7 separate regions of the Mus musculus genome follow, and all the other regions are linked to region 5. A link is a loop called in an ENCODE intact Hi-C map of the cell type or tissue named here. Cell type or tissue: left cerebral cortex. All regions are shown on one strand. Region 1 holds the start of Gm34799 (a long non-coding RNA gene). Region 2 has its middle 43 kb from the start of 1700010I14Rik. Region 3 has its middle 110 kb from the start of Gm34972. Region 4 overlaps Qk (quaking). Region 5 overlaps 4930452A19Rik (RIKEN cDNA 4930452A19 gene). Region 6 holds the start of 6530411M01Rik (RIKEN cDNA 6530411M01 gene). Region 7 holds the start of Gm16168 (a long non-coding RNA gene).

The links. A loop is a pair of places that touch in the nucleus more often than their neighbours do. Peaks named below come from ENCODE experiments on the same cell type or tissue, not always from the same donor. Only the 100,000 strongest peaks of a DNase experiment are listed, where the experiment ranks them.
Region 1: a loop joins it to region 5, with 4 times the contacts of the local background. A loop is called at or near these places in 11 of 42 quality-filtered maps.
Region 2: it touches region 5 in a loop (4-fold over the local background); 10 of 42 quality-filtered maps call a loop at or near these places.
Region 3: a loop joins it to region 5, with 2.1 times the contacts of the local background. A loop is called at or near these places in 8 of 42 quality-filtered maps.
Region 4: a loop joins it to region 5, with 5 times the contacts of the local background. A loop is called at or near these places in 20 of 42 quality-filtered maps.
Region 6: it touches region 5 in a loop (7-fold over the local background); 16 of 42 quality-filtered maps call a loop at or near these places.
Region 7: it touches region 5 in a loop (6-fold over the local background); 15 of 42 quality-filtered maps call a loop at or near these places.

The regions. Positions count from the first base shown.
Region 1 is chr17:9,904,814-9,908,813 of GRCm38, forward strand. Gm34799 (a long non-coding RNA gene) reads right to left here and starts at 2,001. Exons shown (of 2, transcript XR_003952248.1): 1 at 1,794-2,001. In left cerebral cortex, CTCF peaks have their summits at 923 and 2,498; DNase peaks (open chromatin) are centred at 45, 887 and 1,448; H3K4me3 peaks cover 914 bases; H3K27ac peaks cover 2,305 bases.
Region 2 is chr17:9,029,667-9,033,666 of GRCm38, forward strand. No RefSeq gene overlaps it. Among named protein-coding and RNA genes, the nearest start is that of 1700010I14Rik, 43 kb to the left of the region's middle. In left cerebral cortex, CTCF peaks have their summits at 699 (motif pointing right) and 2,240 (motif pointing right); DNase peaks (open chromatin) are centred at 679, 1,748, 2,290 and 2,837; H3K4me3 peaks cover 978 bases; H3K27ac peaks cover 1,219 bases.
Region 3 is chr17:10,039,034-10,043,033 of GRCm38, forward strand. No RefSeq gene overlaps it. Among named protein-coding and RNA genes, the nearest start is that of Gm34972, 110 kb to the right of the region's middle. In left cerebral cortex, no CTCF peak of the experiment used is centred here; DNase peaks (open chromatin) are centred at 2,022, 2,207 and 3,400; H3K27ac peaks cover 458 bases.
Region 4 is chr17:10,315,137-10,319,136 of GRCm38, forward strand. Qk (quaking) reads right to left here. Exons shown (of 8, transcript NM_001159517.1): 1 at 3,596-4,000. The coding sequence starts at 3,737. Among named protein-coding and RNA genes, the nearest start is that of Qk, 2.2 kb to the right of the region's middle. In left cerebral cortex, a CTCF peak has its summit at 2,249; DNase peaks (open chromatin) are centred at 2,328, 3,021 and 3,681; H3K4me3 peaks cover 3,867 bases; H3K27ac peaks cover 3,711 bases.
Region 5 is chr17:9,754,685-9,758,684 of GRCm38, forward strand. The region is part of intron 3 of 4930452A19Rik (RIKEN cDNA 4930452A19 gene); the gene reads right to left. Among named protein-coding and RNA genes, the nearest start is that of 4930452A19Rik, 19 kb to the right of the region's middle. In left cerebral cortex, CTCF peaks have their summits at 382 (motif pointing right) and 1,676 (motif pointing right); a DNase peak (open chromatin) is centred at 1,692; H3K27ac peaks cover 180 bases.
Region 6 is chr17:9,166,562-9,170,561 of GRCm38, forward strand. 6530411M01Rik (RIKEN cDNA 6530411M01 gene) reads right to left here and starts at 1,461. Exons shown (of 3, transcript NR_027881.1): 1 at 726-1,461. Gm52287 (a long non-coding RNA gene) reads left to right here. Exons shown (of 2, transcript XR_003952250.1): 2 at 1-3,314. In left cerebral cortex, CTCF peaks have their summits at 804, 2,080 (motif pointing right) and 2,973 (motif pointing right); DNase peaks (open chromatin) are centred at 816, 1,094, 1,382, 2,053 and 3 more places; H3K4me3 peaks cover 2,123 bases; H3K27ac peaks cover 2,649 bases.
Region 7 is chr17:10,491,527-10,495,526 of GRCm38, forward strand. The region is part of intron 4 of Pacrg (PARK2 co-regulated); the gene reads right to left. It overlaps A230009B12Rik (RIKEN cDNA A230009B12 gene), which reads left to right. Exons shown (of 2, transcript NR_077237.1): 2 at 1-1,531. It overlaps Gm16168 (a long non-coding RNA gene), which reads left to right and starts at 1,672. Exons shown (of 3, transcript XR_003952273.1): 1 at 1,672-2,083. In left cerebral cortex, a CTCF peak has its summit at 1,855 (motif pointing left); a DNase peak (open chromatin) is centred at 1,767; H3K27ac peaks cover 3,768 bases.

The DNA of each region.
Region 1 (4,000 bases), 150 kb after region 5:
CCATGCCCATGAACACGGAAGAAACATTCACTCGGGGTGACAATGTCTATCTGCCTGAGACAATACCCTGCCTGTCTGATGTCACTGGCTTCATGCCACCCAAGTCACAAATGCAAGCAGCAGGTGGGCACTTGGAACATCAAAAGGAGTGTGTGGGGCCTCCGGAACGGCACCCTGCAGGGCCCTGTCCCTCCTTGACCACAGCAGCCCCATGGCTAGGAGCTGGAGGGAGACATCTCAGGGGCTTTTCCAGACAAATTGCAGCTCCGTTCAGCTAGGGCATTTAATTAGACTTTCAAAAGATAAGAAATTGTTTAAACAGTGTATTTCACACCACAAAGAGGCACATCTGCAATCCTTTACACTTAAAACATGTTAGTTCGTAGGGGATAAGAATTACTTTTGATTTTTAAAAATTGCCCAATAACCTAACAGTTCTGACAAGGATGGGTCTTGGTTTTTCTGGGTAATCCTGCTTGGGACATGCAGGAACTGAGCTCAGAACACCCCCGTTCCCCTCCCCACCCCCAATTATGCATGTGAGCTAGACTCTGCTAGCACAAAAGCTTCCTTGTCTTTTCCAGGTAAATATAAAACATCCTGTTAGTATCTTTAAACTCTTTGACCACACAACAAAGGCCCTAAGACCTCTCTCTCCGGCAGCACTCTAATGAAATCTAACTGGGAGATGATAAGGAGATAGAAATCCCAGGCCCCGAGACTTTGCTTTCTAATTGCCAATTTTACCCCTTGCACTGAGACATTAATCCTTGAAGAATAGAAAGCCAGCTTGCCAATAACCCAGCAGAGGAGGGCATGGGAGTGAGAGGGAGGCAGCCCCCAGCAGAGGGTGGGAGAGACTTCCCTGCCCCTGTGGAGTCTGGCCACCAACACCCTGCCAGCCCTGGTGGGTGCCTCTGGAAGCCAGCCCAGGCCAGCATTGGTATTCAAATTAGGCTGCCAATCTCTGTGGGCACCTCTCTGTGTAGAGTGTCCATCCATCCATGACTTGAAAAAAAACAAAAACAAAAAACCAAACCAAAACAAAACACAAAACAAAACAAAAACCAGGTGTCTGATCCAGGGAGATCCAGCCAGACTTCAGGCTGCCTAGAATCCTTGGGTTTGTTCACAGGATGCCTTGAGGTTGGAGAGGTGGTGTTTTCTCTTCCCCAGCCTTTGGGGGGGGGGGGGGGGTTAAAACAAGAATAGCAAGAAGACAATGAATCTCCAACAGAGACTTTAAAAAGAAGAGGAAGGGGGCTGTGCAGAGTCAAACTAGTCATTCACCGCTGAGCACTGGTTTCTATGGGAACAAGAAGGGCTTTGTGCAGGAACTTCCCGCTCCTCGCTCCCCCGCCCGCCCTCAGTGGGACTAACTCCAGCATCCCCGGCATTGTGTTTGTGTGGTCAACTTTTCTTCTGTCTCCTCACTCCTCCTGCCCCTGACTATCCCCAGCAACAACGCACATCACCACAGACACAAGAAGAAAAGAGAACTCACAGCCTCTAGGCCGAATTAAGTCACCATACAAAGGTATCCAGGCAACTGGGAGCCAGCGGACAGACTGCCCGACTGCCGGGAGAGCTGTGCCCATCATCCTGTCTCTTGCTTCATTTCTTATTCTGTCCCCAAGCCACCCAGAACTTCAATTCCCTGACTCTTTTCATGCAATACCCACGCCACACTCAGCTTTTAAATTAAGTTTCCAAGCGCATAAAAATGCAATGGACACACAGGATACTGTTATTTAGAAGTGACAACGAATGACAAATGGCGGGTATCAACTTACACTTTAAAGTTTCAGTCTTCGAAATGCTCATGCCCACACGCACACGCGTGAACACATCGGGGTGAGAAGGAGAGAGGCTTGCAGAAGTCCTGCCCATAGCTTCGATGAGGCAGAGAGCTCACTGTTCAAAGACTGTGGGTCGGGAAGGTTGTGAAGTTCCACTTCTCTGTTTCACACGGTGCCTTTAACTAGAGCATTTCTTACTTTATTAATTTATTTTGATTTTTAGATTTTTTTTTAAAAAAGGAAATATTTAGGCACCTCCTACTCAGAAGCTGCCATGGAAAACATCTCAACACTTTAATCCCCATCACTTGGCTACCTGTCCGGACTTCGTTTTATGAGAGAAAAATGTGTATTTCTGAATACTGTTTATAAATCACAACTAAACTATTCAGGGCTACAAATATCACGAGTTTCAACACCACTTTTCTTTTAAAGTTTAATAAAAATCCTTCAACGTCTACCCCTGACCAAGCCCCAGGATGTCCACAGGCAACCTATGAAACCTAAAGACACTCTTGCAATTTTATACTTTATAAGTGTATCTTTCCTTAAGAGAACTGCAGTTCATTTTTCTGGAACCAGGCCCTTCCTGGTGCGCCCATTCATCTGCAAATTCCCCAATAAATTAGCCCACTAATGACTTAAGGACCCTCAGGACCCAGTCACCTCTCAACAGCACCACCAACTGGGGACTAAGCCTTTAATGCCAGAGCTTTCCAAAGAGATACTTCTTATTAAAGTGACAAGGGCCCAGCTTCAACATTTCCCATCCCAATGTCAACACACAGTCTGCCTTCCACCACAGCACAGACCATGGCTTGCCTCTGAGCACAGCTTTGCATAATAAAAGATGTGATAGCTGTGTCCTAGATTGTTGTCTGTTGCCATGAATAAATGAATGAATAAATAAATAAATAAATAGCCTGGTGGTGATGGTACACACCTTTAATCCTAGCACTCAGGAGGCAGAGGCAGGTGGTCATCTGTGAGCTCGAGTCCAGCCTGGTCTACAGAGTGAGTTCCAAGACAGACAGAGCTATTACATAGATAAATCCTGTCTCTTAATTAGTTAATTAATTAATTAAATACTGACTAGAAGCCATTTGGGGAGGATTAAGGAAGAAAGGGTCTGTTTCATCTCTCAAGTAACAGTATATCATCATGGGAAGCCAAGAATGGAAAGAGCTCAAAGCAGGAACCTGGAGGCAGGAACTATAGCAGAGACCATAGAGGAAAGCTGTGTCCTGGCCTCTTCAAGCCAGTGAGAGAAACTCCCACCACCTCCGAGCCTTAGTGCCTCCTGACAGCAGCAGCTGTATTAGGACCTCTGGACAGGAAGTTCTCCGAGGCTCAGCACCATCTCTCATGGGCTGGGAGAATCTATGGTTATGGATCTTGTTGGGGAAGCAATCCATTTCCGACCTCCGTGCTAAGTACTAAGTAATAGCACCTCTGGGTCTTCAGCTGGATAATGAAGACAACATATTTTCAGAGCAATTACAGATCAGAAGGTGAGTTGTAAGAGATAAAAAACAGTGCTGACGGCTATAGCTTCAGATCTCAAAGACCGGCTTTGCTAGTGGCATATGGGACCGTCCAGGGAGAAGCAGGTATCCCTCACAGAAAACCTGGCAGCTGCCACCTTACGGCGGATGTGTCACAAATATATTTTTGCACAAAATATATTGTGAAATATATATATAATTGGTGAAATATATAATTGGTGAAAATCAGACATTTTTATTGACTCCTGAAAATCTATGTTACTGCCTGAATATGCTCAGCACACACACATACACACATACACACACACACACACACACACATACACACACACACACACACACACACACACACACACACACACACACATACACACACACACGAGGGTTTTAAACAGGTGACAAATAACCATCATGGCAGGGGCTTCTGCCAACCATAGCTGGCTAGGAGGTGAGACGCGGAGGGTGGACCCATTTGCATGGTGTATCAAGATCTGGCCTCTCAGACTTCTGTATTCTGTCTGTTTTTGTCAGTTAGTTTGGATGCTTAATCAATCTCTTGAGTATTTACTGTTTGTTTGTAATCTGCGGAGTAGGCTGTAGTTCTATAAACCCTGGGTGGCTTCTGAACGCCATGGGGACATTCTAGAAAATGCCTTTATCTCTACCCCCAACTCCAGACCCACGGCATCAGAGGAC
Region 2 (4,000 bases), 730 kb before region 5:
AGCACACAAAGGGTCCAGGATGCCAAGCTCTGTAACCCAGGAGTCATGAGACTGAATCACCACCCGACGCTACAGAAGGGGTGGTGAGCCTCTGCAGTATCTTCCATGTGTGCCTCTCATGTGATCCAGAAATGTATCCACAATGTCTACCTGGTGTTCTTAGTTTTTACTCAAGAAAGTGAAAGCGTATACATCTGAAGACTTGCTCACAAGGACTTGTGGCAGCTTCATTGGCTGTAGTTTAAAATCTGGGCTGAGACAACATCCCCACACTGCAATCTTTGGTCCCTATCTGATGGGCAGATGATGGGACCTTTAAGATGTGGGCCCCATGGAAGGAAATGAGTTCACTGGGGACATGTCCTTGAAGAGAACTTTCCACCATTGATGTTATTCCTCAACACAGGCAACAAGGATAGAGTCAACCACTATTTCCCAAAAGCCAGGCGTGTAACTACAAACACAAACAACCCTTGTTTCTGTTTTTTTTTTTTTTTTTTTTTTTTTTTTTTTTTTAAGTTTCTCTGGTGTTCCTTTACTTGGCAGAAAGTGGACTCACTCAACTTGAGCATCAATTCTGGAACAATCTCAGTTTGTAACACTCTCATCTGTGTGGTGTTAGGTCTGTAGCGGCTGTTCATGTGAGTAGTATGCATTGAAGCTGTTCTCTGAAGGATCAGATTATAAGCTGCCCTTTGCCAGAAGGGGGCAACATACCAGAGAGACCAGTGAGACCTCTAACAGCCCTAAGCATCTCAGACACCTGCTTCTAACACCTTGCTTTCACAGAAGAGCTCGCTGGTGTCCTGAAGCCTCGGAGCTGACGGGAAATCAGTCATTCTGGGCAGCATCCTTAAGCTTTGATCTTTCCAGCAGCAATGTGAATTTTACATATTTTTTTTCCCCCCACCGGCATACTTTGTTAGGTTTTTTTTTTTTTTTTTTTTTTATCACAAAAGACTAAGGCTTAGCCTTTGATAAATTCTCATTTGCAGAGATAAAGTAAAAGGGGGAAAAAGCATTGGGACCTTATAGGAAATGGCAATTTCACCCCAACACCCCCCCCCACCACACACACTCATGCAGTGATAATTTCGAAGTTTAGAAGGGTAACACACACACACACACACACACACACACACACACACATATACACACACACACACACACACACACACACACACACACACACACACACACACACACACACACACACACACACACACACACACACACACACACACACACACACACACACACACACACACACACACACACACACACACACACACACACACACACACACACACACACACACACACACACACACACACACACACACACACACACACACACACACACACACACACACACACACACACACACACACACACACACACACACACACACACACACACACACACACACACACACACACACACACACACACACACACACACACACACACACACACACACACACACACACACACACACACACAGACACACACACACACACACACACACACACACACACACACACACACACACACACACACACACACACACACACATACACACACACGCACACACACACACCTACCCCTTCAAGCATGAAAAAAGCATTTGAATTAAGCCAGGCACACAAAGCAAGAGAATTGTGGAGAGAAGCTCTCTGACAGGCAAGCCTGCTCTTTATTCTCTTGAGCTAATTCTGCCACACGACACACTGGCATCCAGAAAAGTAAGATTCTGACAGGCTAATTTCAGCTTGTGCTTCCAATGAAATGTACATAAGGCACTTGTTACGTCTAGTGACAGTCAGTGTCATTTTCTGTTTAAAAGCAATCCATTTGTGTGGATGCCTAGGAGAGCAGGTGCCCGTTGAGGGAGTAGGAAGGGCGTTTGGGGTCTAGTGAAGGTTTGCACGGCCGCTTGGCTGAGGCAAGGGAAGTGAGGCTCGGCCCGGATCATCAGGCTGGATTATCAGGCTGCTTGGGTTCAAGGACAGAGTCATCAAGTCAAGCTGGTGTCTGTCCATGACTTCCCCCGTCAGCGGTAAGATCTTAGGACCTATAGAACAGACGATCAGGTGGTGATATCGTTTGCTTATCAGTCCAGCTTGCTGCAGCTGCGAAGTAGAAAAGCTAAAAACAAAGTCTCTGAGGACAGACACATCAGAATACGGAAACAGAACACCAAAAAAACAAAACGGAGGCAGGCTAAAGGAGGACACGTGTGACCAGTAGGTGGCGCCATTATACCGCACAGAACCCGGCTTTCTGGCAGAGCTCTACTGGGGAGATTAGAGCCATATACAATTTCCTGTTGGCATTGAAGGTGAAGTCAAGGGTTGATATAAAGAGCTCCATGAGGCTCTGAAAATGCCGCATGCCGGCAGCAACCCAGGCTCACCCTTAAAAGAACTTCAGGAGTGAGGGCGCCAAGGAGGATACTGAGTCATAGCCCCATCGAAATAGTGTCTGATGTCACTGGCGAAAATAGACCCGGAGATCTCTTCTGTTTATCCCGCTGTAAAGAGGTGACATTCATCGGGTGACTAGAGAGTTCATTTAATTATAAAAGACAGAGCCATAATAGAGAAGCAGGATACGACTCCCTTGTCTAAAAGGTGTGGTGGATATTTGGAACCATGTATTTCCTAACCTGTGGTTTACAGCGTCTTTTAAAATTTGCTTTCCAAAGGAAACAGCATTTGGAACAGCAAAGATTGCTCAGGTCAAGACAGTGTGTAATTACAGTGCCAGATGGAGACTATTTCTGCCAACCACGATTCTAATTTCGTCTTTCCCTTTACCCAGTACTAAATTGAGTCTACTTAATAGAGACGCGTACTGCCAAAGCCACCCACAGCCCGTGTCCCATTCTGATTTCCACCTATCTTGTAAGATTTCAGACAAGCTTGAGGTTTAGATTGAACAAAGACAAGCTGAGCTACCATAGGGCTGGCTAATCTACAAAGAGGATCTGGGGGTGGGGTGGGTGCTTAAACAGTACATAGAGTGGGCAGGCACAGTCCTCTGACCAGAAAAGCCTCAGGCAAGGACAGTCTGGCACCCCCCTGTTGTGGATTTAAACTACCATTTCTTTGCACTGACTCTCAACTATCTCAGCAGGGATTTTGCTCAGCAATCTTTGCAGAGCCTGTTTCTTCCCTACATACTGAGTATGAGCAGTGGGTAGGGTTTTATTTCATCCTCCTTCCCCAAAATCACTGTGGTTTCAGGGAACTAGAACAGAACATGGGCCTCAGTGTGGGGCAGCTGTAGAGCAGTGATCTGACCATGGAAGCTAGCTTCGCCACAGGGGTGTACTTTTTGTTTGTAGGGACTAGAAAGTATGGGAATAGGTATGAAAGGAATAGGGCTGGACAGAAGGGAGGAATGGGAGAAATGAGGGGGAGAGGGGTGGAGAAAAGAATAGAGGGGAGGAGAGGATGGGAGGGGAGAAAAGAGGAGGGGAGGAGAAAAGGAGAGGGGGAGGGCAGAGGAGAAGAGGGGAAAAGAGGATAGGGGAAGGAAGAGAAGAAGGGAAGATGAGCGAGGAGGGGGAGGAGAGGAGAGGGGAGGGAAGAGGAGGGAAGGAAAATGGAAAGGGGAGAGGGAGAAAGGAGAGGAGAGGGGAGGGGAAAAGGGAGGGGAATGTAGAGGAGGGGAGTGGGGAGGGAAGAGGAGAAGAGGGGAAAAGAGGATAGGGGAAAGAAGAGAAGAAGGGAAGATGAGCGAGGAGGGGGAGGGGGAAAGGAGAAGAAAAGGGAAGGGAAAAAGGGAGGGGAATGTAGAGGAGGGGAGTGGGGAGGGAAGAGGAGAAGGAAAGTCAGAAGAGGAGGGGAAGGGGAAGAGAAGGGAAGGGAGGAGAGGGGAGGGAAGCCCCATAGAACTTGATCAATGATAAGGATGTACAGCCGAAGCTTCGGAGTGTACATCTGGAAGATCCACTCTGTTGTGTTCAGCTTGTTTTCTTTCTTATCAGAGAGAGCT
Region 3 (4,000 bases), 280 kb after region 5:
TTACAGAGTAAGAAGGCAGAGGGAGACAAGTGCTGCTCAACTCACTGTTCTTTTCCATCCAGTCCAAGTCCCCAGTGTTAGCATTCTATTCAAACTCCACCCCACAGTTACCTGGTAACAACAGGCAGGCCTGACCCACTCTAAAAGAAGTTGCTTGACCCCTTCTCCCCCTCTTGCTCTCTTGATCACTTGCTTCTCTCCTGCTCTTGCTCTTCCCTTCCCCATTCCCTTCCCTTCCCCCTCTCTCCATGTGCTCGTGGCCATGGCTGGCCTCTACTTCTCTTCTCTCTCTACTTTTCTTTCTTCTCTCTCTCTCTCTCTCCTCCCCCCTCCCTCTCTCTCTCTGCCTTTCTCTGCCTCTACTACCCTCCTAACTCCCCCTCCTTCACCATGCTCTAAATAAACTCTATTCTATACTATACTGTCTTGTGGCTGGTCCTGGGGGGTGGGGGGATGCCTCTACATAGGTCCCCTGAGACATCCCCTTCCCTCATACCTCACCACACCTCCATAGAACATATCCCCCTACCTCTTTATCTTTTTATAAACACATCACCCAGCACGTGGAATATTTCCCACCACAGGTAATATGACAACCAATACCAACCACCCTAGGAGTGTGTGCTCTCTTGACAGAGATTAGAGAACTCTGGTCTCTTGCTTTTCTCCAGTTCAAGCCCTAGCCATGAGGTAAACAGCTTTGCTCTGTCATGGGCTCCCACCAGGATGAGCCACTGCAGTAGTAAAGCCACAAGAACCCACTGGTCATGACTAGAACATCCTAAGGGAAAGCCCAAAAGAAGAAGAAAAACCTTTTCTCTTTGTAAGTTGATTATCACTGGTCCTTGTTACAGTAACAGACAACTGACAAACACGAAGTATTGGTTCCCACAGATTTCTGAGCTGAGGGATATCTTAAAGGATGTTAAAGGACTGAACTCCGGGGCTTTCTAAACAGTGAGTGTTGGAGACACATCAAAAGTTCGGTCTGTGCTTATGCCAACTCTTAAGAACTAAGATGTCAGAGGAAGAGCTCAGGGTTTCTCATGAAAACAGCAAGGAAAGATGTAACAGAGGAAGATCTACCAGGTGTCAAGTACAAACGGGCAGAGCTTGGAGCCCACTGTTGAGCCCTGAAAAAAGCTAGATTAAATCTTAAGTCACAAAAGGTGATTACTGTTTTAAAAATCTTTACTCTTTATCAAACTTACTTTTTAAAATCATTCCAAAAACCTTAAAATTAATAAATTTTAAAATCTCATAGTTAGATTAACTTGGCTGTCATCCTATAAAAGGAAAAAGATTACATAGCAAAACCAAAGATTGTTTTCCCCACAGAATTAAATAACTACAAAAATTCCCTTGAAGGCCCTTTGTCCTAAGCAGTTCAGTTGGAATCTCTGGGGGCAGGAGGAGCCAGCTGTCTAGCCAGTCTTGGGGTTACGGTCCCTGCCTCAGAGAAGAAACTGGTCCCTTTCGTTCTCACCAGTGTTCATGAGTAGAACATTGGATGTTCCAAATCTGCCTTCATCCCAGCTGCCTCACCACATTACCAGAGTGTGCTGGGCTCTAAGACTGCAGCTATCCCCATGACGGTGAGATGATCAGATAAGGAGGCAGAATAACACCGTTAGCCACACTGCAGCCTGCATTCTGGTCCTGCTGACAGAGCAATCAAGGAAGCATGGCCCTTGGTCCTGGCCCTGACCATCCCACCTGGGAACTGCTTTTCATAATAATTTGAGCCGCTGGCCTTCAAGATTTTTTGTTCTTAAGGAGAAAACTATGAAGTGTGAAGATCGTTCCCGAATAGCCCAGAGCACTGAGAACAAATGCTTTCTGGGCATGAAATCTCCTGAGGATCCTTCCTTTCTAGATGCCAAATAGGTTCTTATAAAGGTAATGGTCAGACTCTCTGCGGACATACTGAGGTCACAGCCCTTTGTAAACATGACTTCCTCAAATGACGCTTGGAGAGCAACTTCCAGCCTGCTTCCTCATCTTTAAGTTGAGCTCAAAGGGTAGTGCAGATTCTATTTATAGCATTTTCTAGTTTCCTCTCAAGTCATACTAATGATGGCCAAGCTTTTAAAATAAAGGCATATCTCAAGTTCAACTTCCTGAGATGACTTCACAAGCCAGTAATTTAGCATCCACTCATCGTTAAGTCATAACCAGACAGCTGTTTGTGAGACTCACTTTCTACAGCTTCCTAAGGCGGCACACAGGGCCCTCATTTCCAACCCCCCAGGATGTGACTCTCTGTTGACACTGAAGTTCCTGCACTTCTGAAGAGCCTTCTGTGTCAGGAAAAGTGCACTTCCTTAGACTCAACAACGCTCAGGCATTAGTGAGATGGCACAGTCCATATTGACTTTGCAGTTGCTATAGGCTAAATTTTGTGCACTGGGATCCCCAACCCCCAGTAGCTCAGAATCAAACTATTTGGAGAAAGAAGCTTAAAGAGATGGTCAAGTTAAAATTGAGGTCTTAGGTTCAGACCCCAACTGAATCTGACTTGAGTTATTCCTTGAAGTCTAGAGTATAGAGAGCTAAAGACCCCAGACACTTGCGCATAAAGCCATGTGAAATGGCAACGAGCCGGTAGCCTCCTGAAAGCCAGGCGTCCTAAAGGGAAAGAAAGGTCTCTTCCAGCCAGAACCTTGAGCTTAGGATTTCAGTTTTTAGAATTGTGGGGAATCTTATTTTCATCTGGAGCAATTCACTCTGGCAGCCCTAAGAAACACACATACAACTCATCTCAGATGCATGAGAAAAAAATGGAGACTCTCAACCCATCAACCAGATTCTTAGATTCCATAAGCCACATTCAAGGGTAGGGTCAGACCACCTCAAGTCGTGATTTAATTTTCCACGTGGGCTAGTGATAACCAAGACCTGAAAATCTCAGGAACATGTCATTTTTTCTCCCTCTCTCTTTTCTGTTTCCCTTTCTTCTTCTGTGCTTTTATATGCAAAATTAATGTCAACAATAACAGATCAAAGTTGCTACAAAGATAGTACAAACTATTATATAATAAGAACTAATCTAAGTGCTTCATAATTGGCAAAGGAGGGTACAATGTTGTGGGCTCAGCTCTAAGTATCTTTTCTCAGCCTCTCCTGTTTCCCACCTCTTGCCAGTCCCAGCCTTCACCCCACAGGTGCCAGCTGTCTCGGCAATGCACAGTGAAGCCCACGCCCCACTCCTGAGACCTGACCCCTCTGGCTCTCATTGAGTGCACATAGATCCCAGCGACTCTCTGACTGCTCAGCCGCTTCCTAGTACAGTGAAATGTTCCACCACAGAACTCAACATAACTCTGAGAATCTGTGGATGCTTTGCAACAGGAGACTCCCTGGACTCTCTTAGCTATCAACTGCTCCCAGCTTCCAGATAGTTCCATCTGGTCTAGTGGCAAGCAACCATGACTCAGCATTCTTGGTCCCTGTGGATGACAAAGCAACTATCCGGTGCTATCTTGCCATATGCTGGGGATTTATAAAGTGTATGGAAGGAACCAAGCTGCCTAAGGATCTTCAGACCTGAATCCAGATGTTCTCCAGAAGTTGCCCCACTCCAAAGAGATGATGAGGCAGGATATATAAGGGCTTGAGTGAATCCAAACTCATTTCTTACCATCTAATAAGAATAACTCCTTAAATAAATGAGTATATGTGAAAATTGAGGTTAAAAATGACATTTGGTTTGCAAGGGTGCGAGAAAAACTTTTGGACTTCCAGTTACATGAATTTACATGTCAGCATACCAATTGGGTCTTAAAACAACATGCTACCATCAAGAATTGATCCATCATGTGAAACTCATCAAACTGTGGTGCACACCGTGGAGGACCCAGCATCTCTGCTTTCCTCTTTCTAGAAACACAAGATTCCCTCTCCTCGTTCCATTTGTAGTTGGGCAGAGCCACACCGAGCCCTTAAGAACTTGTTTGTGATGACCGTTTTCTTCCTGACCACAGCCAACCTTGATGTTTAT
Region 4 (4,000 bases), 560 kb after region 5:
AAATTAACTACCCCATCTTACATAAAATATGCTTGACACAATAACTACTATCAATAATGACTTGCTTTTTAGACAAAAGAAAATCTAAAAATTTACCAAACTATATCACCTATGTCCTTTCAGTATCTACGGCCATGCAAAGTTTTAAGCCATAGTGTTTATGGACAAACAAGACTTTTCAAAAAGAAAAGAATTAAAATTCAAGAAAAGCAGAGGTATGACATCTGCAACACTGAACACATTCTCAAAGATAAACAGCAAAGCCGATTTTAATTGAAAATTAAGATCAGTTAGGGAGCAGGAAATTTTATGAAAAAGGGTTATCTAAAACTAAAAGCATTTTTAAATCATTCATGCAAAATCTAACATATTTGTTTACTTTTCCTAAATTATACTCTAGTTTTTCTGACAAGCTTCTGTAAAAATATTCAGACTGCCCCCTTTCATCAAACCACACCCTTCTCATTTTCATAAAAGCAGCCTCTCTCTCATAATCATGGAATTAAAACTGGAAATTCGATGCTCATGTATCACATTCTTGCTTTTCTCTACTTGTTATTTGTGTTATTTACTGCTGCACGTCTTCATATTAAATTACAAAATGTTTATTTTTTAAAAATGTTTTGCATTTAACTCGTTTTCATTACAAAGAAAAGTCTTTAAGATAATTTGTGTGTAACTTTATCCCAGGGATAAAGTTAAAATCTTAAGAGAAAGCAGTTTAAGACCCACATTTTATTTGTAATCTTCTGCTCACCTCTAATTAAATGATCCTTTAAGTCTTAGAAGTATTAACTCAAGTTATAGCTTTTATTTAAGAATTGCCCTGGCCTAAAATATATTGTTAGCTTTAAAACAAAACTATCCTGCTAAAGATGCTAGGAAAGAAAGACTGACACAACTCACCAAGCAGAACTAACAGCCAACACAAGGACTGAGTTACTACTACCTAAGTTAAAACTATGGACTACTTTCTTTAAGCCAGCAAGAATTAATATACGATTTCTCTTCTATCATTCAAGTTTTAACAAGTAGAAAACTAACATATTTCATTCCCAAATTTGTTAAATCAAATGAAAATTCTCAAACAGAAACTATATTAAAAGTTCACTGCTGGAAAAGAATTTTTAAAATAAAACTGCTAAATAGTCCCATTCAAAGTTTCTAATTATCAGAGAGTAGAGTATCTTACTATCACTGAACAGTTTAATCCCTAAAGTGAAACTTAGTTTTATCTGAATTTAAAAGTAATTTTTCTGCCAAGTATTACAGTCAAAGGAAAATGTAATCCCTAACCATAAACAGAAGTCATAATTAATTTGTTTTAGACAATGAGAGGGCACAAGGGGTTAAGGACAAGTTGCCAATTTTCACAATTAAGTCATCTACCAAGAAAATTATGATGGTGCACTTAAAAAGCCAGAATTTTCAAGTCAAATTAAATTTACAGTAAGACTAACAAGTACAGTTAAAAGCTTATAGCACACTAAGGACCAGCCCATTTCCTGCAAGTGATGAAAACAATCACAATCCCCAGTCAATCTCCTGTCTCCTATTAAATCCGAGCTATCTTTACTCTAGCCTAATGCTCAGACACCCAAGAACAAACAGACTAAGGTGAAGATGGAGAAAACATGACAAGGAGACACCAAACATTACTTTGAATATTGTAATCCTGAACTAGCTGTCTTCTACATTTGAAACCCAAAGGGTCACTATTTCTAACCAAGAGAAATAAGCCTGTGCAAAGATTGAAATTCCTCTAGTTGAAAGACTTATGCCAACCTCAAAATAAGGCAGTTATTTCTGATCAAGCTGAAAGAGAACACTTGAACAGCCTTTACAATTAATCTAAGAAACGCCTACTAGTTTTCCTTATAACATATCCAAACTTTTTATAAGTCCACTAAGTCACTTAGGTATACGAAGCATTTTAAGAATGCTTTTTAGTTCATTGTATATGCTGTCTAGTTTGTTGTGTAAGAAATTCCCTCTTGATTGAACTTTTAAAAACTAAATTTTTCCTCATAAATATGCTACTAATATCATAAAAACCAATGCCAAGGAAGAAATATCAATGTATGAGGTGTTTCCGCCCTAATCACATTTGTGAATAGTGACAAATGAAGTCATCTAAAAATTTAAGTTTCAACTGCACCTAATATAGGTCAGATTATTAAGCATACTATTTTGTTCCAAACATTTCCAAGGTTAAAAAAAAATAACTGGCGCCCCTTAGCGCTCACTTTTGGAAATACTCAATTTAAGAGCTCCAGCTTTCTTTTTTTTTTTTTGGACATTCCAGAAAGTTTTCTGCCTCCACAATTTTTCAAATGCCAACACAAATAGGAAAGGCAAAAACCCTTAAAGGGGCAGTTCAAGTTTTTTCTCCAGGGCAATTTAACACTAACAAATATACCAACCCAACAATAAAAAATGCCTCTTTCGATGTGTTGCTGTTGCATGTTCATGTGTAATAGCTGAATGTTTTCTGTTTTAAATACTGCCCAAAGCTCCCCATCCAACGGAAGCTCTGAGGATGACTCTTTAATCATCTTTTAGCTCGGGAGTCTTTTGTTCTTCCCTGACATGCCAGCAGATATCCCCAGCTATCTCTAAAATTTTTCGACATTCTTCTCAAGATCCTAAAATCCATGTTCATCTGTACAACATAGTTTTCCGCTTCCTTTAAACAGTCCACTCAGAGACTTTAAAAGAGAAGACAGAAACTACTCGCTACTCGATTTAAAACAGACTTGTTGGTCCTATCCCACCCCCCAACCCCGCCCCGGGCGTCCACAGAAACCTACAGCTACTGGGAACTAACACTCCAGGTCGCTGCTATGAGTAGTTCCTAAAGGAATTCCAGAGCTGACCAGCATTAATCTCCAGTCAGTCTTCGCTCCCCACAGCGCTCCTAACTCGGCTTGTGCAAACTTCTGCTCTATTTTATCCCCGTCCTTTCAAACTTCCAGCTCCCCGCCCTGCAAACGCAGGCGGCTACGCCGGGAGCGAACCCTCCGCCCCAGTTCTTCCAAACTCGGATTCCGTTCAGGTCTGTCCTCGCGGTATTTCGTACTCCTCCCCCACCACCACCACCACAGACTAAAGAAAAAAAAAAAAGTGAAGTTAAACTCCCAAACAGTTCTCGCTTCCCCAAACAAAAGGACAAAAAGTGTTCTACTCTGTCATTTCGTCCTCGCCTTCGGCCACATAAGCACTACTTTTCTTCGGTACCCTACGTGATTCCTGGACATCTCGGGGTCCGATCGGGTACTGCGGGCCACGCAACTCTACCGAAAAGAGCCCGCTAAGCCGGGGCTCCGCGGGCCAGGCGAGGCGGAGCTCGGGGAATCGCGTGGCCCCGCCGGGCCGGCCGAGATGGCCGGGATGGCGGGGAGCCTAGCCGCCGCGCCGTCGGGAGCCGGCCGCAGCCCCGCAGCCCCGCGCGCTCCCGGGTCCGCCCTCGGGCCTGGCCCGGCCCCGGCCGGGCCGCGAGCCGCCCGCGCCGCCTTTGTGCGCCCGCCCGCCCGCCCGCCTGACCTTCCCGCCGCCCCGCCATCCCGGGCCGCCGCGCCGGGGCCGGGCGCCTCACCTTCGTCCAGCAGCCGCTCGAGGTGGTTGAAGATCCCGCAGAAGTTGGGCAGGCTGCTCATGAGCTTCTTGTCGTTCATCAGCTGCATCAAATAATCTGGGGTGGGCTTCGGCTTCTCCTTCGTTTCCATTTCCCCGACCATATTCCAGGCTCCGCAGCTCACTCCGCCCGCCGCCGCCGCCGCCGGAGGAGAGGAGGGAGGGGCGGGGGCGAGCTCCGGCCGCCGGCCGCTCGGGACGCGGCGTCCCGCTCCGCGCCGGCTCCCGCTCCGGCTCCCGCGCCGAGCCCCGGGGCGGCCGGCTCCGCGCGCCCGCCCGCCCCCCGCAGGCACTTTCGCCCGGCCCGACGCGCCGCGGCCGCCGCTCCTCGGCCGCCCGGCGCGGCTCCCCTCGCGAGGCCGGCGGC
Region 5 (4,000 bases):
CGTGATAACAGCAGAGCACGAGGATGTTTGAGGCCATGGAAGTGCTGGGTCTTTTGATTCTGGTGGGGTAGGCAACCTCAGAGCATAAAAATTAAAGCCCAATTTCCTCGAAGTGTATAGATTAAATAAAAGCAGCACAACCTGTATAGTTGTTCCTCTGTGAAGCAGATGGATAAAGAAATAAAATGTTCGTTTGAGATAGGTGTAAAAGAACCATTAACATCAGAATCCTTTTCAGAAGAAAGGCTCACTTCTGGGTTGCTTGTGAAAAACTTACATCAAAAAAAGAATAAAGAGTGTGATAGTTTAAGTAAAAATGGTGCCCATAAATCCATAGGGAGTGGCTATTAGGAGGTGTGTCCTTGTTGGAAGAAGTGTGTCACTAGGGGGCAGGCTTTGAGGTCTAAAATGCTCAAGCCAGGTCTAGTGTCACTTCTACTTCCTGCTGCCTGCCCATCCGGGTATAGAACTCACAGCTCTTTTTCCAACACCATGTCTGCCTGGATGCTGCCATGTTTCCTGCCGTGATGATAATGGACTAAACCCCTGAACTGTAAGCCAGACCCAATTAAATGTTGTCCTTTATAAGAATTGCCTTGGTCATGGTGTCTCTTCACAGCAATAGAAACCCTAAGACAGGGAGAGAGCAGTAAATGGCTCAGTGGCTAAGACACCTGCTGAACAAGGATGATAGATAACCTGAATTCAGGTCCCCCATGTCCATTTTAAAGGCATATATATGATCCTGCAACTCCAGAGGTATGGGAACAGAAACTAGAGGATTGCTGGGGCTTGCGGGCTACCATCCTAGCTCCAGGTTGAGCAAAGGTCTCTGTGTCAGAAGAGTAAGGTGTTGAGTGATGGAACACTACCACCAACATCCTCCTGTGGCCTCTGTATGTGTGATAATACATACACATACCCATACACCATGCATTCATATGTGATACACACATACAAAGGAATAGTGTGATGGTTTGAATATGTTTGCCCCCGGTAGTGGAGCTATTAAGAGGTGTGGCCTTGTTGGAGTGGGTGTGGCCTTGTTGGAGGAAGTGTGTCTGTCACTGTGGGGGTGGGCAATGACACCACGTGGAAGCCAATCTTCTCCTGACTACCTTCCAATCAAGATGCCAGAACTCGCAGCTCCTTCTCCACCACCATGTCTGCCTGGACACTGCCATGCTTTTTGCCTTCCTGATAATGGGCTGAACTTCTAAACCTGTAAGCCAGCCACAACGCTGTCCTTGATCATAGTGTCTCTTCACATAACAATGAAGCCCTAAGACAGACAAGTACTGATGGTATTGGTTAGCATAGTAAACCCACCCATTTCTCCAGCTCCTCTACTCTCCAAAACTATGAACTAATATTGTTCTTCCAGAAGTAAGAACAAGTTTAAAACAAAACAAAAATAATAAAGAATGCCCTAGTTGGATGGTCCTATACCCATGCCCATACAGACAGCACTTGGTGGACTCAGTAAGTATACAAACAAGAAGCATTAAATAGGGAGAGAAAGTGAGGGGAGAGGAAGAGATGAAGGGGAGGAACTGGGGGAAAAGTTACCAAAGCATAGTATATGCATGTAGGAAACTCTCAAAAATTAAAAACTGGAGGAAAAAAAAAAAAAAAAAGACAAATAGAAATTCCAGGCAAAAGTGCTTTCTCCCACAAGAGGGCGCTCCTGGACCCAAGAGCTGAGGGATTGAGTCTGTAGTTCCTGGGATGCTCTGAAACCTAATAAATTACAGACAGCAGACACCCTTTGTGGTTTCCTTGCACTCTGTAGTGACCATGGAATCCAAAGATCAAGGCTCTTATCAAATGTAAGCATTCAGGCTTCTTACTGGCAGCTTTTAAGTACAGCGGAAGCTAGGGTGGTCTACCCATGCTTCTATAGCGAACCTTCAGCTTTCCTGCTGCATGTTCTGTCGGGGACGGACCGTTTTCCCTGTTACTCAAGTCAAGCTGAACTTCCATTTCTTGTCCCAGCCAATCAAGAGTAGCAGTCGCCAGAAATTAAAAATAGCATGTTGCTGTAGGACAAGGTGGTAAATGACACAGAACTTTGGGAAAGTCTGGCTGGGTCTAGCCAGCCTCACCCTCTGCCACTCCCGGGCAGGGAGGAAGCGAGAGGCTCCTAGGAGTATGGCCAGGAAAGGCTGTGGCCAAGCAAGGGCCCAGAAAGGATTTTTCCTTTGAGTCAGGGATGACAGCTGTCCTCGTGAGGGGAGGAGTGGAAAACTGGATCCACTGAGCGGTATCTGCTAAGTCCAAAGAGGCCTGCAGAAGCACGAGGACTGCCAGCTACAGTAGTTCGTGGGACATCAAAGCCGCGATTAGCACAGCTTCCTGGCTGTCGCACTCTGCGTATTTATGGCGCATTGCACATTTAAATGCTATTCTCATAAGGCGTTTCAGCTGTCAAAGCTCCATATTTGAGCGATAAAAGTGACTTAAAGTACCAGGGGTCCTTGGTGCCCAACCTCAGCAGTGTGTCAAAGCCAATCAATGACAACCAAAACCCACCAAATTTGTTTCACCATTTGAAAAGCAACGGCCCCTAAGGCCACCTGTGAGCAGCCTGGTAGACACACAGTACACATGGGGGTCCAGAGAGGGGGATACAGGGGGCAAGCCTGACTGGTCTCTGCACATGTGAGTTTATGCCAGTACCAGGGAGGGGTCTCTGAAGAAGAGGAAAAAGTACTATTCTTGTTCTTCATTTTAAGGTAGGGGTATATGATGTGATGGCAAATTAAGAGACGATGTTAACACCCCCTCTTCTGACACCCAGACAGCATGGATGCCTTCCAACCTGACTTCTGTTTTTGTTGATTCTCCTTCAAAATGGCACACCATGCATGTGTCCTGGGAGAAAATATGGCAGGTTTGGCCAGGAAAACCAATGGCCAGGACAGGCAAAGAAAAGGAACCTGTGATCAGTGTGGTCCCTGAGCTGAAGGACCCTAGGGACAGCATCTGTCCCCTGAGAGCACAGGCTTCCCACAGTTCTTTTCGTGTGTGTGTGTGTGTGTGTGTGTGTGTGTGTGTGTGTTTCCTACCCAATAGCTCACAGCCAGTTTCCTTACTTTTGGTTCATACCATCTATCTCCCTAGATACCCCTTCCGTGGGTTCAGCTCCCCCACATCATTAAAGGCCTGCTTTCCTTACAGGAGTCTCTGAGGGTAGTACCATCCTTCTCTGTAGACACCTGTCTTCCAGGAGCTGGGCTTGAGCCTGAAGCTCATCTCTCACATGGCCACTTGCAGCTTGCCAAGATAGCTGGGGTCAAGATTTAGTCAGCCTTCTACAAATAAAGCATACCCTGACCCAACCATGGAAGCACCCATGAGCTAAGCCTCTGGTTTCCAACAGTTGCATCAGCCATTATCGCACACGCACAAACGCATGCACACACTCAGAGAGAGAGAGAGAGAGAGAGAGAGAGAGAGAGAGCTGGCACTCAGTGGGCAAAGGATTCACTGGCCCTCATTGAGCAAGGGATCTGCATGGCAGCAACACCTTTTCCTAACTTTCCAAACCCAAGTTAACTTCCCTTTGTCAAAATTGTGAAGCATTAATGTGCCCAAATGAAAGGTCAGAGGTATAGACTTGTGTCCTGGCCTCATTTCCAGTAAGAATGGTCTACATGGAGTAAGGGAGGCTTACAGCTTTACCTAGGCCAGTCCCGAAGATGAAGGCACAGATGGGTGGGTATTGGCTGTGGACCATTCATTCAATGGTCCAGTAAAAACAGTGGAGCCAGGCTCTGAACCAAGAGGTCCCATGCTTACCCACCCCAAACTGCCCCTTCCCATACCCTCACCCTATTCCCTAACAAAGATCCTTTAAGTTATGTCTAACAGAAAACCCCTTATTCTTTAGTAAGAAAAAAAGCAACTAAATAGAAAAAAAAATTAAAATTACCCGCAGAGCAACCAGTTTCTGACCCTTTCCTCTGCTGCAGAGAGCTATAGCCTTCCTTTGCAATAA
Region 6 (4,000 bases), 590 kb before region 5:
ATATACAACACACTCACACATACAGAACACACACATCTATATACATATATACACACATGTAAGTATGTGTATATATATTCATATACACATACACATATTAACCATTATGGTATTAATACAGGTGCTATCATTTCTACTGCTGAGAACGGAGCCCAGAAAAATATGAATATAGACCAATATTAAAATATAGATAAACTTATTATCCTTATATCTAAATATTATCTACACATACACATTCACACATGCACACTACTCCATAAGAAATGGCAGCCATTTAAAGGTAATATGTGAGATGCTTTATGAAAAAATATAGACACAGCCCATGCATCAACATTCCTCATACATGTATATGTACATAATCAAGGAGTTTACGTGAAAAATGCAAAATACAGAAAATACTGCTCTGGGTGGGTTTCATCTAGAATCCTTTTGCGTTCACACATTTCTCTAATTTCACATCGTATGATTCTGATAACAAAACAAAGGATAGACTCATTTCAGAAGCACCATTTTAGAAAAAGGTCATCTGCTCTGATAATTCTGTTCAGAAATGAACGGGGTCGGGGGTTTGGGGGTGTGGCCCACATGACACATTTCTAGGGCTCTTTTGTGCTTGATTTTGTCCCTCTGAGACAGCACAGTGGGCAGAGGAGCCCAAAGGGAACAGGCACAGCACACTCAGAGTTCCCCTCCCCCACTTTGCTCTCTGAAACTCTGCAGCCAACCTTATTGAATTCCTCGTAGCGATCCTGCCCAGTGCCCCGCTGTGGCCCAGCTGCTTTCCGGCACCCTCTCTGATAACAGAGAGAGGGCGCCCCACACCTGCTTCTGAGACTGGCTCCTTAGGGATGTTACTGTTGCCTCCTGGATCCTGTGCATGCTTGAGAAGGATCCCCGGAACGAGACATTATTATTTTCTCTTTTCTTCGCGGAAAAGAGGCTAAAAATAGGCACAGAAGCACCTTACAGCCTCCAGGCTAGTGGCTGGAAAGTCACCGTTCAGAGGTTAACGCGCCAGCATTAAGACAAAGTAAAGTAGCGAGCGCTCGCGATGTCACGGACTTGCAGAGTAAATAGGGGAGACAGGCTGCTCTGACGTGCTGAATTTATGAACTTTACTGTTCTGCTCCACCCAGAGCGCTCCCCTGCACTCATGGGATGCTGTTGCTGCATTTGCAAGCCACTGTCTCTTTCACCTCTGAGGCGCTGCATTTGCAAGCCACTGTCTTTCACCTCTGAGGCCTGGGAACCACAGCTCCCCTGGGGTCGCTCCTTGCATGGCTTCCGGAGCCTCCAGGGATCTTCAGGTCTCTCCAGGAACAATGCTGTGAGCCCGAAACTGCATTGTCTCAGCCGGATGTTTTGAGGAGGATCCAGGGCACGTTTGCCAGCTTCTAAACAGCATAGCACAACAGCCCCGCTTCTGTGAGTCTCTGCTTTGTGAATCTGCTTTCTGGACTTGTCCTTGCTCAGCACCCAAATTAGCTTAACAAGCTACGGAAATCTCAGCTCGACCTGGAGGCAGCAGTGGCAAGACAGAAACAGAGCTCCGAATCAATTGGCCAGAGGCGTGGGGGGTGGGGGAAGACAAAAGAAACATTGTGTCAAATTTATTTTCTGTACTCTTGGGATTGCAAGGAGAGCCTGAAAATGCTCACAGCGAGAGTGACTAGGGCCGGCTTGGATTTTTAGCTAAAATAAACCATATTCATGTCAAACTGCAAAGGGCACATTGGTTTACCGCGCGAGGGCAAAGAAGACAAACGGCGAAGTAGCGGCATCAAATAATGATCTGAAATTTACCACGGGTTCGCTCGGTACATCCTTCCCTAACTCGTGTATATTTCATTTAAATGTATCCATCAGTTTAAATAGGGCACTAGGTCCGTCCCGCCCTCCACCTGTGCTCTCAATGTTTCTCTGCGTGTCTGCCAGTTTGTGGGATGCCTGCAGCTAAGATGAATCAGAATACAAAGAGAGGGCTGACAGGTTCGTGTATGCCCAAGGTGAGCTGTGACCTAAAATGAGACTAGTTCTAAGGAAAGATGGATCACATGTGTCATGCATGCTGGACCAGCAGATGGCAGCAGAGCTCTGGGCTCCCACCACAGTGAAACTCCGTTCCCTCATCAGAGTGGTCCTATGTGCCCTCTGTGTCACTGACCCCAGAACAACATCTTTGATTTATAATCATACATGACTAGCATCTATCCCTTTTACTACAAATCTATGACATTAATTCAGAGGTCACCATTCTCTGAATGGGACATCCTGCTTACATAAAAAAGAAAAATAAAGTTTAAAGGCGTGGGGGAAATCACAGAACAAAATAGGGGGTATGTGTGTTTCCCCCGTCTTTGAGCTTCTTAGTCTATATTACCCCACAACCAAAACACAATATGTTGGTTGAAAGTGTTTTTTTTGCAACTAGTTCCTAGCATGAGGAAGCATAAGCCTTTAATTTCATCATCTGGGAAACAGAGACAGGAAGATGTCTGTGAGCTCAAGGCCAGCCTGGTTTGCATAATGAGTTCTGGGTCAGCCAGGTACAAAATGAGACCCTGTCTAACAACAAACAAACAAACAAACAACTCTTGCTTGGTTGACCATTCACAATCTCCCCATATTTAATAAAAATTTACCCCCAGAACTATTTTGAAATACCCTCTAACATAATATGATTAGAGATAGTGCCCAGAGCCAAATTTCACTTTGTCCTTAAAACCGCAGTCAGAGATTCTCCAGGTCTTCCCAGCTGTATTTTAATGGTTTAATGATTTTTCAAAGTAGAGGAGTTTGGGAAATTATAGGATTTAACAAATTGATGGCAGTTGGCCTTGTACAGGTTTAATTAAATTAGGGTTTAATTGACGAGATGGAAAGGGGTGGTGGGATTTTTCTCATCAGCATTCCGGGAGCATCAATGAAGATCTGCCTTGCCAGAAAGAGTGTCATAACCTCCCGAGACACTAGATGGTGCTGCAGAGTCACTATGGAATTTCTATTACCGGTTTTTAAGACTCTTTGATCCTACGTTATTATTTTTTTTCCTGCTTTCTGAAGAGCTTGCATCAGAAAACACACCAAAAAAGAGCAGATATTTTTAAAAACGCAGTATTGTCAATGGAATCGTGGAAATTGACGCCCGAGAAAGACGAGATAGGCATGCTTCTGCGTGTTTAAATTTAGATTCCATATTTAGATTAATCTTCAACCAAGTATAACAGTCTAAAGAGTCCTGGAAATACTTAATGGCCTTTTGCTGTGGCATTAATGAATTGCATGAAATTGAAATAAGATTTGCTTGGACGCTACCATCCGGTGGAAGAAGGCGCAGTTTGTCCTAAATAGATGTTGAACGCATTTCACCAGTGTGGTCTGCTGTGGAATATGCTGGGTGTGTGTGCCTCGTCATCCCCCTTTAATGGACAAACAGATCCTAGTGCAAAGCAAGGGGTTTAAAGCCAGATGCACAGCTCTGCGCCAATGCACACATGGACCAGGTTTCCTCTGTCATTCACTCCCTTGACTTGACATATAGACTATTTTAAAAGTGTGCCTATGCCTGGCTGTAACCGAGTAGTTGAGACAGCCCTCCCTACGCCTGTATTAAGCAATGAAGTGGGAGGCAATAGATGAGGAATGTGATTGAGACTGGCTGACTTTTTATAGGAAATTTCCTGTGTCTATTTACAGAGACATTATCAGTGAGAAAGAGGTTCTTCCCAATAAATTACAAGCTGTGGGCCCTGAGGAAAGGGGCTTCCTGTTTTAACACTATTCAGTGCACCCTGAGTGACAGCCATCTAGACTGACTTAGGCAAGGCACAGTGAGCATGGGTGGTATCTAACAAGGGCTGCTTAAACTCTTCTTCCAGCCTCCTGATTTCATTGCTCTCAGCTCACCTCCCCATCAGCCTCCAAGTCTCCCTTTCCATTCAGGGAGCATCACGGGCTTGCTTTCTTTCCAAGGTTCATATACATTTGCACACAATATACA
Region 7 (4,000 bases), 740 kb after region 5:
CCACCAGCCTTCTATTCTACGCACCTCCCTGCGGCTTCGATTTGGCTAAGTCAACTCCAAAGTGCTGGCTGCAGTTCTCACTGTTTCCTTTTCAGAACCAAGCCTTCTGGGCCACAGTTATGATGTCCTGAGCCCACCTGCAAGGCAAATCTAGAGTACTGTGGCTCGGCTTCGGGGGCCCCTCCATACCGAAGCACTCTCCCTGGGCTGCTTGTCTGGATGAAGGTGCTCTCAGGGCCAGCATGTCCCCTTACTATTGCCCGAGCCAGGGGATGACTGCCTTTATGGCCGTCTCAGCTGTTTGCCTGACCACTCCTCTCTCATTCGGCCATTGTTCCAGAACACAACTGGCACAGCTGCTCTAATTCTCAATCCTTCGCATTTCTTCCATGATGGATCATCAACTGCCGAGGACAGGCAGAGTCTCCCCGTCTCTGCTCCCACAGTGCTTGCCTCTACTCCTCTAGCACACAGCAGAAGATTCTGAACTAACATCGAGGACCCTAAGATCGGACTGTGCCCTATCGGTCAAGGCCTACGTGGCCCTGAGCGAGCTGCTTAGGATCTGTTGCTTTCAGCTTGTCTAGAAGACAAACATTTCACAGTAAGGCTATTTGTGAAATCTAAATGATGTACTAAATCCAGACTGCAATGTATTTCATATTTATATCAGTGTCTACATAGGAGTTTTATGTGGCCTATCTAGATGGAATTTGACCAAATCTGAAAATCTGGCTGAAATCTGTTGGCTGTAAGGGATGCCTGAGCAGAGTCTATTCTTGGGTGTGTCCTGAGTCCCAGGAAGCAGCTGTGGAAGAAGACAGTGACCCTCAACACCAGCCTGGTTTGGACTGAGTCTGCAGACAGAACATTTCAAAGTCGGTTATTTTATTGTATTTTCACAGAGAGATAATGCAGTTTAAAATACGGACTTGGCAAAGCCTCTGAGTGTTAGAGACTTCATTACCAACCTTCAGCCGCTCCCTGCTTTCATAAGAAGGAATTTTTAGAAATGGGTGAGAGTTGTTACCAATCCACTGGTAGAAACAGCAGGTATCCCCTAAGCTCATGGACCCAACAAAACTTCTGCTGGCTTCCAACATTCAGTACAGGAAACATCTGTTAAGCAGGATAAAGATCTAAAAAATATTTGTAGGTAGCCTAGTTGAGCTGAACACTGGTAATTCATTGGACATTGACCCTGAATCTTTAAAGCCCCCTTCCGGTCAAAGTTTGAAACTTTGGACTGTCCTCAACTGGGGGCTCTGGGCTGCAGGCTATACACAATGGAGTCCATAATCTCTGGGGCTCTGCAATCAGCAACCTAAGCATTCCGACACACTAGCCCTGGGGATCCTCCCTTCTGCTGGCAAGGGAACTCAAGGTATTTTATGAGATGCCAGGGCATTGATTCAATGAGCAAGGACCACGTTTATTTTAACCAGTGGGGAGAAAACAAAATCAAAATAGAAATTTCAGCTAATTTATGGATAATAAAACGCATCTGTCTAATTGATTAAAGAATGTTCATAAAAATTCATGGCTGTTTCTTCTCTTCTCTTCTCTTCTCTTCTCTTCTCTTCTCTTCTCTTCTCTTCTCTTCTCTTCTCTTCTCCCTCCACTCCCATCACCAGCAAATCATCCCCAATTCCTTCTCTCTAACACATGAGGATACATTTCCAGGGACACGTCCTGGGGGTGGAGTGTTCTCGGAGGGGGAGGAAGGACAGCTGGCTGGAGACTGGGAACAAGGTCACAGTGTTCATCTCTGGGGACCATAGAAGAATGGAGAATTGGCTCTTTCATCTCCTGTCTCTGCTCTCCCTTTTGCTGCCCTGAGTCTCTGCTGTCCCCAAGTGGCCAGCTAGGCCACGTATGTGACCCTGAGATGCTAAGGGGTAGGTAAAAGTTTCCTAAAGGGTTTCCTGTTGAGATTTGCAAGCTTGGACTCTTTAACCCTTCATTCATGGGACAGTCTGTGCATGATGGCAGAAAGGTCAGTGAGCAGCTTTCAACTAGCAGGAAACTGGCGCTGGTTCGAGCAGCAGCAGCAGCAGCAGCAGCAGCAGCAGCAGCAGGACAGGTGGGTACAAGGTTGAGACCAGTGTCTGCCTCCTGTGGGCCACACGGTTGTCGCCAAGGTGACTCAAAGATTTTTTGGGGGGGGGGCTGCTTTGACCTCACAGAGAGGCTATCAATCTCTGTGTTGCAAAGATTCCCTTCCTACCTAGCTAGACTCCCTGATTATCACTGGAATATTTGTCCCTGGTGCATAAGAGCTCAGAGCCCCAGCCTTTAAAGAGCTAAGATGAAAATTAAGTGGAAATGGATAGAAATATACATAGCATTTTGTATATGCTCACTCCATGAGAGGTATACATTTATCATCATTTGTGTCATCTTTGTTAATAACTTGTGAATTTGTTTAGAAAAAATAAAATTGGATTTTTTTTTTTTTTGGTGTCTATTTCCAACCTAAAGAAACCATGCTTTGTTCCCTATAGAATGAAAGAACCTCACAAGTAAAGGGAAGGAATTCCTTATAAAGTCCACTGAGAAACACAATGAGACTTGAGAGCAGCATTTGCCACTGAGTCTCTCCAGAATATTGTGACGACCCACGTGGCAAATGGTGCTTACCATGGAGAATAGAAGCCACCAGAGCTAGATGTAGAGAAAAGTCCTGTGAAGCCACCATGATAGGTTGACAAATGCACCTGCCAATAACCTTAAGCGTGAGCCCTCCCAAATGCAATGTATTTATCTCCATTGTTCAGAAATTATCAATCAAGTGATTGCTTCTCCTAGAGAAGCAAGAGCACACAGGAAATGGGCCATGAGAACTTAACCTTGAGCAAAAGCTTAAATCTCTTAGAACTGTGCGTCAGATGGAAGATCAGAGGGAGGAAGTGGGAAAAGAACGGAGCCATGTGTGGCTTAGAAGGGTTAAATGATCAGATCCAATAGCGGGGTGACTGGAATGCTTTCAAAGCTGATGCAAGGCTGGATGACTTTCTGAGGCTGGGGCAGCTTTAGGCAGATTGGAATGAGCACTTCTTTCTTGCCAGGTGAATTCAGGAGCAGAGGAGGGAAAAGAAGGGCTGTGGCCCAGCCTGGGCTGGAGGGCCCTGCATGTGTGGCCTAGGGTGAGAAGTCTCATTTGTCTGGCTTCTGGGCATACCACCTGCAAGTATGAGAGATTTACAGAGTAGATACTACTGTGATGGCCTCAGGAACTACAGGTCAACCCTGCCTTCAAGGGACGAAGGAGTATCATACTCAATAGTTGGGATGGTAGCCAGCCATAGACATAGGGAGTGAGTGATCTGTGTCAGAGACCTGCTGCTTCTCAAATGAAGGTTGGATGAGGGGCTTGAGCCCTGGCGCCCCTACAGGTCCTAGACAATGGTTTAGCCGGTCACAAAAGCCAAAAAGAAAAGGCAGAACCCTCACCTCTCCAGGTCACCATGGGTGAACAAGGTGGCCCAGCTCCAAATGTGCAATGGAGGTTCAGAGGCTCCATTTACACAGTCCAGAGTATATTTCTCCCAGCTGTGTAGGTTTGATAGTCAGGTGAAATGCATGGACTTTCTCGGTTGCAGTCCAGGCTTCAGGAGTGTTCTCTTCAGCTAGGTAGGTCTCTTGGTGCTTTTATGCAGTGTGAGATCTCTAAGGACAGGAACTTCCTTTTAGCCCCTCCCTCCTCCCTTCTTTCTAATTCCCCCCCCCCCCCCAACAGAGGTGTCTCTCTCTCTCTGTCTCTCACTGCCTCTGTCTCTCTCTGCTCCCATCTTCCTTTCATACCCAGCACAGTGTCTTGTAATCTGGTGACCATACAACAGATATCCTCTAGATCAGTGGGTCCCAACCTTTCTAACGCTGTGACCCTTCAATACAGTTCCTCATGATGTAGTGACCCCCCCACCCCAACTATAATTTTTTTGTTCCTATTTCATAACTGTAATTTTGCTAGTGCTATAAATTGTAATGTAAACATCTG